2 separate regions of the Homo sapiens genome follow, and region 2 is linked to region 1. Evidence: read pairs that join two places in POLR2A ChIA-PET (ENCODE). Cell type or tissue: MCF 10A. All regions are shown on one strand. Links, peaks and the distances in the headings refer to the core of each region. The heading gives the core; the rest is flanking DNA.

Region 1 (2,807 bases), core at 125-2,624:
ATTCAGCATGTGGGGATGCATAATACATTTTAAAAATCCGTTCGTCTTAGTCAATGTGCTCCATGGTGTCTTTTTTTCAAGGTTCGAGATGACACATTTAGTAGGAGATCAGGTTATGGGATAGTTCATGTTTGGAGAGGGGACAGAATTGATTTACAGACATACCACCTGTTTTCTCCTACTTTGGCTTTGGAGGACAAGTTGTAGTATCCTGAGGAAAAGCTGATTGTATCACTTATGACTGAGATTTTCATCTTTAGCCGCTTCTGTGTGATACATGAATTAATGGGTCATAACATAGGAGTTAGCTAATTTTCATTTTAAAATATTACTCAGAAGATATTTTTATCTTAATTGTACATTTCAACAACATAAATAAGCTGTTCAAGACTGTCTCCCATGCCTCCAAAACAAATAAAAACCCCCCACAACTCAAATGCATATAAGCTGTTACTATAGTATAATGGTGAGTTATAGCCAGTGTATGATGGGATTGTTGATAGAATAATGCATATTAGAGCTTTTAGTTCAAAAATTTGAGATAGTGATTCAGAAAGAAAAAAAGGAATGATTATCATGAATTCTGTTTATTAGAATTCTGTTTATTAAAGAGTTAAAGATATGTTTTATTTTTTTATCTTTATTATCATTATTTTTTCGAGATGGAGTTTCGCCCTTGTTGCCAGCGCTGGAGTGCAGTGGTGTGATCTTGGCTCACTGCAACCTCCACCTCCCGGGTTCAAGCAATTCTGCCTCAGCCTCCTGAATAGCTGGGATTACAGGCGCACGGCACCACGCTTGACTAATTTTTTGTATTTTTCGTAGAAACGGGGTTAGCCAGGCTGGTCTCGAACTCCTGACCTCAGGTGATCCACCCGCCTCAGCCTCCCAAAGTGCTGGGATTACAGGTGTGAGCCACGGCGCCTGGCCAAGATGTGTTTTATTATTTGCACTTGTGTAATGGCAAAGAAAATAGGTTACTAAGCTTGCTCTTGTTAGAATATCCTTTGTAGTCACTCATTTGATGATGTTGAGTAAGAATCTTTCCTCTGTTAATACGTCTTTGTTTAAAAGAAAATAAGTTACCTTTGTAGTCTTTGTACATTTTTCTTTGCAGAAAGTTTCCCCTCTGCTGGATAATAATTAATTTTATAAAAGTGTTTAATCCAGTACTGATTATATTCCCTTGTGAGCTGGATGAAAAGAAACTTCTGAATGTTTGTAACCACAGATTGATGATTTGGTTACAAAGACTCTCTGTTGGTGATGGTTTCTGAGAACTGGAAGGTAAGCTTGTTCCTTGGGTGAGTCATCATGTTGTCTTGCAGTCGGTCATGTGTTTTCTTAGCAACTGCTGTTGATTTCAGGTTTGAGCAGGGTGAGCATGTTTTGAAGTGATCCAACAGATTCTTTTAGGTTATATATGGCTGCTAAATCTTATACACTTACTGTTACTATTATGTGTCTTACAAGGAGTGAAAGATTGAATTCTTTTTTTATCTCTACCTTCCAAATCATTTCTTTTCTAATTTGTTTTTCAGGGGTAGTGAGGACTGGGAGTGGGGGTAAAAAAGGAGAAAAATAAATGAATCTGGGATATCATGAGTCTGCCTGTTTATGCCCCTGGACTAGAGCAGAACCAAAAGGACCTCCATGTGCTGATAGGGTTAAATATGATTTCCTGGGGTGTTGATCTTGAGTAATACTCCGTGTGCATACATTCTATAGGAACAAGTGAATTTTAGAAATGTCTGTGGTATAGTGTAGTGGTTAAAAGCTTGGGTTCTGAAATCAGTCTGACCCCTGGTTCAAATTCTAGCTTTGCCATATACTAGAGGTGTTATTTTGGGCAAATTACTTAACCTCTCTGAGTAGAGTTTCCTCATCTGTAAAAGTGAAACTAAAATCCCACGTACTTATATTACTGAGATAATACAGGTAACAGAAAGCATAGTACCTATAGAACACATGGTAACAAATGCTAGTTATTACATTCAGTTCAAGGGTGCAGTACACAAGGGGCTAGGTATCAGGTGTTTAGGGGACAGTCAGAAATGAATCATATATGAGCCCTAATTCTTCAGGAACTGGGGGAGATGGCCTTGTAAACAAGTCACTGTAGTATTATCTAGAATGGAAGAAGTGCCAACTGAAGTACAAGCAAGGTGCTGTGGGTGCATAAAGCAAGTGATGCCAACTTTGGGGAAGTTAGGGCTAATTTTGTAAAGCATTTGCCATTTGAGCTGAGGGTGTATTGCCAGGCCTAGAATGATGAGTAGGGCTTTTATGGGTGGAGAGTGGAGGAGAGTGATTCTCCTGCCTTAGCCTCCCAAGTAGCTGGAGGCTACTCCCAAGTGGAGGAGAGTAGATTTTGTATTTTTAGTAGAGATGGGGTTTCACCATGTTGAGCAGGCTGGTCTTGAACTCCTGACCTCAGGAGAATCACGTGAACCCAGGAGGTGGAAGTTGCAGTGAGCCGAGATCACGCCACTGCACTCCAGCCTGGGCAACAAGAGCAAAACTCTGTACCCACCCCCCCCCCAAAAAAAAAGAAAAGAAAAAAGAAATTTATCTGGCCTTTAAAAAAAAGAACACCAGGCTGGGCAACCAAGCAAGACCTTGTTTTTACAAATCAAAAACAAAAAACCTGTTTCCATCTACTTCTGAGATTCCTTTTTCTTTAGCATATCTTCTAGCTCATTAAAAAAGGATTTATGGATCTTCTTGGAAGATAACACTTCCAACAACAAAAATGTTCCTTCTGACCCTTTATCTCCAATGACTTGGATTACAAAATTCTTCAATTT
Region 2 (2,807 bases), core at 127-2,626, 91 kb before region 1:
TGGTGGTGTGCACCTGTGGTACCAGCTACTTGGGGGGCTGAGGTGGGAGGATTGCTTGAGGCCAGGAGGTTGAGGCTGCAGTGAGCTGTGGTCATGCCACTGTACTCCAGCCTGGGCGGCAGAATGAGACTCCATCTCAAAAACAAAAAAACAAACAAACAAAAAACCTCAGCAAACAGTACTTCTTTTCTCCATCAAGCTACCTATTAGCAATACATCTTTTACTTTTAAGAAATCTAAGCTATAGGTCAGGCGCGGTGACTCACACCTGTAATCCCAGCATTTTGGGAGGCAAAGGTGGATGGATTACTTGAGCAGGAGTTTGAGACCAGCCTGGCCAACACGGTGAAACCCCATCTCCACCAAAAATTACAAAATTTAGCTGAGTGCGGTGGTGTGCACCTATAATCCCAGCTATTCGGGAGGCTGAGGCAGGAGAATCACTTGAACCCGGGAGACAGAGGTTTCAGGGAGCCGAGACCATTCCACTGTACTCTAGCCTGGGCGGCAGAGCAAGATTCTGTCTCAAAAACAGAACAGAACAAAACAAAAATCTAAGCTACATTACTTTTTTTTTTGGAGATGGAGTTTTGCCCTTGTTGCCCAAGCCATAGTGAAATGAAGCCATCTCGACTCACTGCAACCTCCACCTCCCAGGTTCAAGTGATCCTCCTGCCTCAGCCTCCCGAGTAGCTTGGATTACAGGTGCACACCACCACACCTGGCTAATTTTTTGTATTTTTAGTAAAATGGGGTTTCACCATTTTAGCCAGGCTGGTCTCGAACTCCTGACCTCAGATGATCTGCACGCCTCGGCCTCCGAAAGTGCTGGGATTACAGGCATGAGCCACTGCGCCCAGCCTATATTACATTTTAAAAGAAGTTATTTGCCATTTTATTGTTGTTTATTATTCATATAATAAATTTTACTGTTTAAACTCCATTTTGTTATTATAAATTTATTTAAATGCTATTTATTTTATTGCTTAAAAAAATTTTTTTTGGACAGGGTCTCACTCTGTCACCCAGGCTGGAATGCAGTGGCTCAATCACGGCTCACTGCAGTCTCAACCACCCGGGCTCAAACAATCCTCCCACCTCAGGCCCCTAAGTAGCTGGTACCACGGGTGCACACGACCATGCCCTGAGAATTTTTGTATATTTTGTAGAGACAGGGGTCTTCCCATGTTGCCCAGGCTGGTCTCAAACTCCTGGGCTCAAGCAATCCACCCGCCTCACCCTTCTAAAGTGCTGGGATTACAGGTGTGAGCCACTGCTCCTGGCTAATACGCTACATTTTTTAAAGCCTATTTTTAAAATAAGTTTTTTCTTTGTTTGTTTTTACTTTTTTAGAGATGGGGGTCTCACTATGCTGCCCGTGCTAGAATATAGTGATTATTTACAAGTGCAATCATACCATGCTATAGACTGAAACTCCTCGGTTCAAACAATCTTCCTGTCTCAGCCTCCTGAGTAACTGGGACTACAGGCATGCACCAACATGCCCAGCAAAAAGAAGCTATGTTTAATATGGTTATTATGAGCAAGACTGTCATGTCTAAAGCAACAGACTTCAGTTTTACATGAAAAGTGCAGATACCAATGCATTTGCCTCTGATGATCTGTGATTATCCTTCTGATAGAATAATCTCTTGTTTGAGCTAAGCACATCTTGTTTGAAATACGATTATATATTTAGCAATCCTGACCTCTCATAGGACTTTTACACCTATAATAAAATTATTAATGCTTTGCATTTGTAAGGCATTTCATGGATTTTCAAGTGTCACTAGAAGACGTTTCCCTCATTGTACAGTTCAGAAAACTGAAGACAAGAGGCTGGGTGCGGTGGCTCATGCCTGTAATCCTGGCACTTTGGGAGGCTGAGGCGGGCAGATCACGAGGTCAGGAGATCGAGACCAGCCTGGCCAACATGGTAAAATCCCATCTCTACTAAAAATACAAAAAATTGGGCAGGCGCAGTGGCTCACGCCTGTAATCCCAGCACTTTGGGAGGCTGAGGCGGGCAGATCACCTGAGCTCAGGAGTTTGAGAGCAGCCTGGCCAACATGGTGAAACCCCATGTCTACTAAAGATAGAAAAATTAGCCAGATGTAGTTGTGGGCGACTGTAATCCCAGATACTTGGGAGGCTGTGGCAAGAGAATTGCTTGAACCCGGGAGGTGGAGGCTGCAGTGAGCCGAGATCGAGCCATTGCACTCCAGCCTGGGTAACAGAGTGAGACTCCGTCTCAAAAAAAAAAAAAAAAAAGAAAAAAAGAAACAAAAAAAGAAAACTGAAGACAAGAGAGAAGTTTTTTTCTTTTTTTTCTTTTTTGAGACAGGGTCTCGCTCTGTCACCCAGGATGTAGTGCAGTGGTGTGATCACGGCTCACTGCAGCCCCCATGTCCCAGGATCAAGCAATCCTCCTGCCTCAGCCTCCCAGGTAGATGGGACTACAGATGTGCATTACTACACTTGGCTAAAGAGAGGTTTTAATAAATAAAATAGCTATAATTTGGTAGGTAGAATTTAAATTATTGTATTAATAATTGTCTTCATATGCTATAACAAAATGCCATAAATTGCATGGCTTAAACAACAGTTTAAGCCATTTAATGAAATGCAAGGCAGCATGTTAGGCACTGACAGAATTACAGCATTAATAATATGACATGATCTGTGTCTCCAAGAAGCTTACAATGTAGGAAGGGCAATCTGCCAGTATTTTAATTTAATTTTATTTATTTATTTATTTACTTTATTATTTATCATTTTGAGATGGAGTTTCACTCTTGCCGCCCAAG

The links. Peaks named below come from ENCODE experiments on the same cell type or tissue, not always from the same donor. Only the 100,000 strongest peaks of a DNase experiment are listed, where the experiment ranks them.
Region 2: POLR2A ChIA-PET joins it to region 1 with 5 read pairs; 3 of 35 experiments call an interaction of 5 or more read pairs at or near these places.

The regions. Positions count from the first base shown.
Region 1 is chr14:63,863,183-63,865,989 of GRCh38, forward strand. All of the region lies in intron 1 of SYNE2 (spectrin repeat containing nuclear envelope protein 2), which reads left to right. Among named protein-coding and RNA genes, the nearest start is that of SYNE2, 12 kb to the left of the region's middle. RefSeq lists an enhancer at 1,190-1,249. In MCF 10A, for the core only: no CTCF peak of the experiment used is centred there; DNase peaks (open chromatin) are centred at 1,039 and 1,319.
Region 2 is chr14:63,772,216-63,775,022 of GRCh38, forward strand. It overlaps a transcript of SYNE2 not described here. Among named protein-coding and RNA genes, the nearest start is that of SGPP1, 46 kb to the left of the region's middle. RefSeq lists an enhancer at 1,488-1,547. In MCF 10A, for the core only: no CTCF peak of the experiment used is centred there; a DNase peak (open chromatin) is centred at 1,496.